Regions from separate parts of the Homo sapiens genome. Here region 2 is linked to region 1. Evidence: chromatin contacts called from ENCODE Hi-C or POLR2A ChIA-PET data. All regions are on one chromosome and are shown on one strand. The core of a region is the stretch at or near the end of the contact, and the rest is flanking DNA. Distances in the headings are between cores, read along the strand shown. Region 1 holds the start of GGNBP2 (gametogenetin binding protein 2). Region 2 holds the start of SMARCE1 (SWI/SNF related BAF chromatin remodeling complex subunit E1).

Region 1 (4,254 bases), core at 195-2,694:
GGTAATGACACCTTCGGGAATGAACAATGGTTCTTCGTTTATTATGTCACCGACCCTAACAATGACCACACAATGTACTAAGTCAACATGGCTAAGGGTGCACTATGGGTTATTTGTTGTGAATCTCTAAGACTCCATGTGATAACCAAAATACTTTATTTTGTTTTGAGATGGAGTTTCGCTCTTGTTGCCCAGGCTGCAGTGCAATGGCGCGATCTGGGCTCACTGCAACCTCCGCCTCCCGGGTTCAAGTGATTGTCCCGTCTCAGCCTCCCTAGTAGCTGGGATTACAGGTACATGCCACCACGCCCGGCTAATTTTTGTATTTTTAGTAGAGACGGGGGTTTCATCATATTGGTCAGGCTGGTCTCAAACTCCTGACCCTCAGGTGATCCACCCACCTCGGCCTCCCAAAGTGCTGGGATTACAGGCGTGAGCCACCATGCCCGACCCAAAATACTTTTTTTAAAGGTATCACAGCTCCAGGAAATAGAGCAGTAAATTGATCTGTCCTTCAGATCACCAGGACTTTCATAGGCTAAATATCTTCACAACAGACCTCCAAAACCTTCAAGGTCAGAACTGAACACACGGTGGCGAGAGGAACTGTCTTCACAGCAGCTCTGCTTCCTCGGAGACGGCCAGAGGGAAAGGCCGTTGGCCAGTGCCAGTACTTCGCCCAAGGGAGTACCTGCTCACATTAACCCAGCCCAAGAAGTTCCTTTGGCCAAGACGCACACACACACACCACTGTCCGGTTTTCTATTTCCTTCCAGTGTAACGACAACCACAAGCTATCAGCACTTCACTATTTGCTGTCCCCTCAGCGGGATCGGGATGCAGCTACGCAGCGGGCCCCTGGCGAGCCGCGGTGTCAGGGCCCTTTTCTCCTCTTCCCACCGTGGGAAGCGAATTCAGTGGCGTCAAGGGCCAAGAGCCAGACCTGAGTTTGTCTCTCACCCCCCGATGCTCGTCTCCCTTTTCTCACTGCCTTCCGCCCCCTCTGATCTCGACTTCTCGCAACCTATCCAGGTCCTCTCTGGGCCTCTGCCCTGAGTCAGCCCCGAATCAGACGGGCTTGACTCGCTGAAAGAATTCCCCTTTGAGAGGAGGCAGATTCCCCTCTACATAGACGACACCCTGACGTCGAGGGGCTTGCCCCTCGTCCGTGGGGAAGCCTTCCCGGCCCGCGGCTGGGGCCTGAGGTTGGGCCGATCACCCCTCCTACCAGTCCTAGTTCGGGTCTAGCGGAATGGCTGGGCTCCGAGAAGGGCGCCGGGCCCACGGGCGGGACGGCCAGGGCGGCCCCGCACCCTCTGGGCGCAAATTTCTCCAGCGGGGTCCCCAGCGCGGCCAGCCCCAGTCTCGCGAGAGGACGTGGGTCCCGCCCGGCGCCCGACCCCGCCCGGCCCCACCTTCCCCTCGTCCCCCGCCCTCCTTCTTCCACTCCCCGCGGCGCGAGCGGCTGACTGCCCGTAGAGGAAACGACATTCGGAGCTGCGCTCCCGCCCACGCCGGCCCTGACGCGGGCCTCGTCAGCCAGTAACAGGGAGCAGAGGTGGGAGTTAGCGAGGCGACCACGAAAACGGTGAAGGTCGGAACCGACAGCCTCCTCCGAGAAGGGTGAGGAAAGGGTCTGAGCCTCCCCGTTCCCTGGACTCCGCAGAGCCGCTGCGGGGTCGATCCCTCCCAGGGGCGGGGTCGCGCTGGGCAACTGCAGTCCTGGGGCCGACTGGGCGGGGTGCGCCCAGAAGCGGGGAGAAGGGGTCAGTTGGGGGCAGAGGGCACCCGGGCGGCGGGCGGCGGGGAACAGGCTGCGGGGCCCAGGCCAGGGGTGGGGTCCTGGGGCCGGGACTCCTGCAGCGGGCGGGGAAGCCCCCGGCAGGCCGGTCCCTTCCGCCTCTCCTTTGGACCCTGACTGGAGGCCGGCGGGCGGGCGGGCGGGCGGGAGAGAGGGAGGGAGCGCGGCGCGAGGGGGGCGGGTCCCGGCGGCGCTGGGCGCTGATTGGCTGAGCGTGTGTGGAATCGGGTGATGGGAAACGCAGCCCGGCTCTCCCGTACCCTCCCGCTCCGCTCCCTGCCCCCCGTGGCGAATGTGCTGCGCAGCGGCGGGTGCTTACGCTCGCGGGGTTTGGCTGTTGCAGGCAGGAGCTGGGAGGAGGCGGCAGCGGCGGCGGCAGAAACAGCAGCGGCGGCGGCGGCGGCAGCTGGGAGGAGGTGGTGACGGTGGCAACGGCAGCGTCGGGGACGATGGCGCGACTCGTGGCAGTGTGCAGGGACGGGGAGGAGGAGTTCCCCTTCGAGAGGAGGCAGATTCCCCTCTACATAGACGACACCCTGACGGTGAGCGGGCCGGGCCGGGCTGGGCCCGCCGCTCCCCTGGCAGCTGTTTCCCCTCCTCCCCCTCCCCCAGGCCGAGCGCTGCGCACTGGAGAAAGAGTGTGTTGCAACTCCTAGGCGAGGCCTTCTCTTCAGCAGGCCCCACAAACTCGCCTTTGCAGTGGGTGGCTCGGTAACCTCTGTCGGCCCCAAGCCCAGAGCTCCGTACGCACTCCCTCTCTCCAGATTTTCCTTCTTTTGGAACCTTATTCCTTGACCCTTTCCCTTTAGGAGACGCTGCTTTTGTCAAAGCACACATCTCAGAGAGGGGTTGAAGGATCTTGGGCGTTTAGGGCCTACCCCATACAGAAACCACCTACCCTCGGGGAGGCTTAATTACCTGGTAATGTCGCAGCTGCACTGCTACCTGTGTATTTTCTGTTTTAATACTGGTAGCTCTCACCACATAAGCTTAATTACTGGGGGCAGAGTGACATGCTCGTGCACAGTCAAGATTCCACTAAAATGGTTTGATTTCGTTGTAAATAGTCTCGTATTGCCTAATGCATTAAAACTCTTGAAATGATTGTATTGCTAGGCCCTTTCTTCAAAACGGGCTTTCTTCGCATTATTTAGTTTACAGGTGGACTTTTTTTTTTTTAAAGGAAGCCAAATTATTGAATGTGTAAGAGTACTATAAAAAGCTGATTGCTCATCTTGAGTGTCAAGACCCAGTTCCGGGTACTTTATTCTTTAGATTTGGTAGTGTAGCATTATCGACCCTCTGCCCTATGTTGCTGTACTGTTTCCTTTAAAAGGAAATGGCTGAAATTTGAATTGAATCTGAACAGGAAATGAGTGCAGTTGCTTGCCACTTAAGAAATGAAATTAACCTTTTCCGAATATCTTTTGAAATCTGCGTTTTGATGATGCTGAAGCTTTGGATTATACATTTGCTTATTTCGATAAGGTGCACCTAAGTCTCTTCATCTCATCAGTATTCTTTTGCTATCAAAGGCAGTTGATCAGTTTTGTTCCTCAATATTTTTTTTTGCAAATATCTACCGAAGTTTTTTCAAATTTTATGTAAAATGCAAGTCATTGTAGAGATGCCAGTCTATGCCTTTATGCTTGCCAGTCTCAATTAAGACTTGATTGAGCTGCAGTACTTTAAAAAGGATTAGAAGAGCTATTGAATGACTTAATTTATTAGAAGTTTTTAAGTGACAGCATTTCTAATTATTCAAGTGCATTTATTTTTCATGAAAAAAGGTAGAATGATTTGTTCTGACATAAAGTAAATAGTGTTGATGCATTAGAAATTGTGTGTCTTGATTATGATTTCTGTACTTTTTGCATTAGAAGTATAATGGACTTGTATTTTTAAATAGTTGAAACTAGCACTGTGATCATATTAAATAATGCATTTCTCAGTTTGGACTTCAGATAGGGATTCATTTGTTGATATTTTCTTTCTTCTCTCCCCTGCTAACATAAACACTTTTCTGAAGCATATAGTTATGATATCAGCCTTTAAGGTTTATTGTCCCACAATGGCTGTGGAGTTAAAAAAAAAAATTCAGTGAGTTTGGATATAAGATTATTATTTAATGAATAATCATAACATAGGAAAACATATCAAAACATAGGGAAAACCAACATAAATAGTCTTCAAAAGACACTAGTTCTTGGTATATTCACATAACCACCTTTGTGAATGCAGCACATTAATACATCTGTCATATAGCACTTTAAAATGGCCAACTTTTTAAGTGCTTTTATACTGTATTCTCTCCACAATGATGTGACTTTCCAAAATTTTCCACTGAAAAAGATGTAACCTTGCAATGTGGTTTAGTATGGAACTTACTTTGCACTGTATCTGGCGGTTGAATTTTGCTTTTATTGTACTGTGGACTTGTGACTAAGGCAAAT
Region 2 (3,878 bases), core at 456-2,955, 4.1 Mb after region 1:
ATGGAAAACATTTTGCTGACGCCATGTAAACATTTCATCAGACTGATACAAGGATGAGAATAGAAAGTGATGTATTATCAGGGTCCAACGCAACAAGGCCTACCAGATACTGACAGCTCCCTGATCAGCAACTGTATCATGCTTTTGGGATAACAATTTTTATTAAAATTAGGCAGCATTTTATTCCTGGAAGCAGTGCAAAAGGTAATTGGTATGACAATGAACTTCACATTCTCTTATAATGGTAAATAGCTTCATAAATGCTGGGAATAAATTTTGAGAGTCTACCTGAAAAACTTTTATTCATCATTCACAGCCCATTTCAAAATTTTTCTCCTCAAGGGAACTTTCTTGATACATTACCTGGGCAGAATTAACTGCTCCCCCATCTGTATTCCTATACAGTTTACACAGATCTATATTATTATAACTTTTTTTTAACTTATCAATATGGCTAGATTGTATGCTACTTGGAAAGAGGGACCATGTCAGGACCTAGCTCAATTCTTAGGAAATTTTTTCCTAGTATTACCAGCTCACAACATAACCAGGCACATGTGAGCTTGTTCTTTACATCAACATACATCACAAATAGTGAGGTACAAAAAGACAAAAATTCATCTTTGGAAAGAAGGCAAATAAACTTCTATGACTATTGGAGGTATTTGCAACCAAACATGTGGAATAGATCTGATTTTTCGCTTCTATTATTAATTTTAAGGAAATTCCCTGGAGCATAAGGAATGAGTCCTGGTGTGGAAAGAAACAGCTCATTTTCTCAATGGTCCAACCTGAGTCTTTCCCTCTTAAAGAACAGCCAGAAACCTTTGACTCTGGTGTAGATTTCCTTTCTGCTCACATTAAGGGAGCTGTCAACATCCAGCAGGCCTCGCTGCAGGGGACCCTGACAACTAACATAAGCTCCCTGTACGTTATACTTCATTGTTAATACTTTAAAATTATTGCTCTCTTTTGCTAGAATACAAAATTTAAGAGTGGGCTTGTACATTTGTCCACCGTTGGATCCATCTTTGGTGCCTGGCATAAAAATAAATACCCGATAAATATTTGTTCAAGAAATACTTTATACGGGGTACGCTTATGACACTATTTCGCTTAACACTCACAAGTACTTTATATGTACAGCTATCCCCATTTTACAGATGAAACAAGGGAGTCTCGGAAAGTTTAAACAACTTGTCTGAAGCCATATGCAGCCAGGAAGTGCCAAAGTTGGGTTTCAAACCCAGGCCAAACTATTTCAGAGCTCTGCTCGTCCTCAAGTCGCTGCCTGAACCAATGGGGGAACCTTCTGCCCGGGTGGGGGGTGAACCACGGACCTGCCTTGCCCACGGCTTCCTGAGGTCGCTCTCTTTGTCTTGGAGAATGTACTTTACTAGCAACTCCCCTAAAACGGGGTATTCACAGGTGCTTTGACCAATTTCGGGGGACTGGCCTTGCCTCCAAGGAGGGGGCCCCAGATGGGACTCCCTCCCAACCCTCGCTCTGCTAGGCCTCAAGGAGGCCTCAACCGGCTCCTGGCTCTGGCCCCACGGCCAAGGCTGAACCCCAGCAACCCCCGGGAACTCGGGGTCTAGCCAAGCGGGGACACCACGACTTGCACCCACCGACCCGGTCCGTCCCACTTGGAAACACTCACCCGCGGGCAGAAAAAGCGCCCGCAGCTCCGGCTTCGCTTCCCTTTGTCCCGCGCTCGCCCCGCCCCTCGCGTCCGGAGCTTCCGCACTCGCACTTTCCACACTCTTCTTAATTTTTTTTTTTTTCCGGGCCCCACCCGACCCTCTTTAGAAAAACTAACCTTCTAGTGAAGATGCGGTGATGCTTAGCACACTCAGGGATTTTTTTCAGGACCCATTGGATCCTCAAAACTCCCCGAATTTTGATACTTTCCCAGCCGGGCGCTGATTCGTCACGGCGAAGAGGGCCGAGGAGGCCCGACCTAACACAGAATAGGCCTGGGTTTAGCGGCTGTGAGGAGCCGGAGCCGCCGCAGCGACCGAGGAAGTGGCGGGAGGTGCCGAGCCTTGCGGAGGGGCGGTGGGGGCCGCGGTGGGAGACGGCGGATGGCGCTCAGCGCGAGGCCGCGGAACCACTGTGGCAGCAAGCAGTTCGGCCAGACTCCCGCTGAGCCCGCTCCTGGAGGGGCCCTCCCCGACTCCGGTCTTGCTTTCCTTTAGGCTGTGGGTCAGAGTCTACACTTCACTAAACCTGGGATGGAGGCGTGGAGGACTTGCTTCGCGGCGTTTGCGTCCTCGCAGGCGCCTCGCAGGGCTTCCTGCCCTCACGGCGGGGGAGTAGCTTTGGCGAAAATCAGCACGAGTTCTGCAGTTTTTCCAAGCGCTTTTAGGGTGTAATCGTCCCAGGTTTCTAAGCCAAGGCCCGGAGAGTTGACCCCCTCGCAACAGCTTGTGTGTCCTTGCAGCGCCGCGGGTGCCACCTGGTCTCCGCCTCAGCGCTGCCTCGGCTCCTTCGGTTCCCACCAGCGGGAACGACCGTCCCCACTTTCAGCTTAAACTCATCTGTCCTTCTGGATCCAGCTCAGAGGTCTCTTTGTGATGCCCTCCTGGAACTTCCCCCCTAGTAATCCTTCCTTTGTATTCCCGTGGCTCTTTGATAATAATGGTTGGAGTCCTGAACCCGACCCTTTGTATCGGACCGTGTTTGTCATCTCCAGTGCTTTATGAAGGCCTTGAAAGCAAGGTTCAGCCGTCTGTATTGGTCATCTTCCCATTGCCAGTGCCTACGAAGGGCTTGACCCATTCATTGTTAGACGCTCAGTAAGTGTGTATTGAGGCAGCCCTCTGTGCCACTCCAGGGCTCTTTCCACTAAATCATGAGTATGTTGGTTTACCAGATGGAATGAGTAGCCTCTTCTTTGGATACATAAACACCCGATGGATATTGTGGGTCACTGTGGAGGGAGAATGAACGTATGGGATCCCTGACCTGTGGTTACTGGAAAACAGTTGACATTTAGAGAGAGGCTGAATTCTTGGGCTTCCCGTAGCCCCCATCCTGAGTGTGCCAACAGGGACTAGAAGCATCTCTAGTCTGCAAAGCGAGGAACAAGTGATACTCTGTCCAATTTTTCCAATATTGTTATACTCATGAATAGAGATTAATGAAATTGAAGAGCATATTCAAGAGAAAGACTAAAGGAGAAGTCGTCTGCCCCGTGGACAGGCAGCTTGAGTGGTGCTTGAGAAAATGTACATGAAATTGCTTGTTAAAAAATATTCACGCCTGTAATCCCAGCTCTTTTGGGAGGCCGAGGCGGGCAGATTACTAGGTCAGGAGATCGAGACCATCCTGGCTAACACGGTGAAACCCCGTCCCTACTAAAAATACAAAAACAAAATTAGCCGGGCGTGGCGGCGGGCGCCTGTGGTCCCAGCTATTGGGGAGGCTGAGGCAGGAGAATGGCGTGAACCCGGGAGGCGGAGCTTGCAGTGAACGGAGATGGCGCCACTGCACTCCAGCCTGGGCGAGAGAGCGAGACTCTGTCTCAAAAAAAAAAAAATTATATATATATATATGTATATATCCATCAGAGACATGTAAAGGATTAAAGTACGATACACAAAGGCCTCAGAAGGGATTTCAGTACATTCTTTTTCTGGCTTCGTCCAGCAACTCCAGCCTGGTTTCTTCCCTGCCTTTGGGATTATGGTGGGAGGATTGGGCGAGTGCAGTGCTGGGGAGGCGCTGTGTGTTGTCTCTAGGCAGTCCTCTGAAGAAAAACTGCAGGTTTTGGATGTTAAGAATAAAGCACCCTATAGTAGGAAAGGGGTGGCCCAAAAACGGCAAAAAGGGAAAGGAGGGGACCTAAGTGGAGCAGTGACATTGTCTGATACACT

Evidence for each region. Hi-C counts contacts between places; a loop is a spot of excess contacts on that map. ChIA-PET counts read pairs that join two places held with the same protein, here RNA polymerase II (POLR2A). Pooled maps may share reads with other maps.
Region 2: a loop to region 1 is called in a pooled map, with 3 times the contacts of the local background. The contact joins the promoter of SMARCE1 here to the promoter of GGNBP2 in region 1. A Hi-C loop is called at or near these places in 2 of 50 pooled maps. POLR2A ChIA-PET finds 5 or more read pairs at or near these places in 2 of 52 experiments (Caco-2 and OCI-LY7).

What each region holds. Positions count from the first base shown.
Region 1 is chr17:36,543,475-36,547,728 of GRCh38, forward strand. GGNBP2 (gametogenetin binding protein 2) reads left to right here and starts at 1,445. Exons shown (of 14, transcript NM_024835.5): 1 at 1,445-1,623; 2 at 2,145-2,343. The coding sequence starts at 2,251. It also overlaps a transcript of MYO19 not described here.
Region 2 is chr17:40,646,113-40,649,990 of GRCh38, forward strand. SMARCE1 (SWI/SNF related BAF chromatin remodeling complex subunit E1) reads right to left here and starts at 1,706. Exons shown (of 11, transcript NM_003079.5): 1 at 1,661-1,706. RefSeq lists a silencer at 1,945-2,239.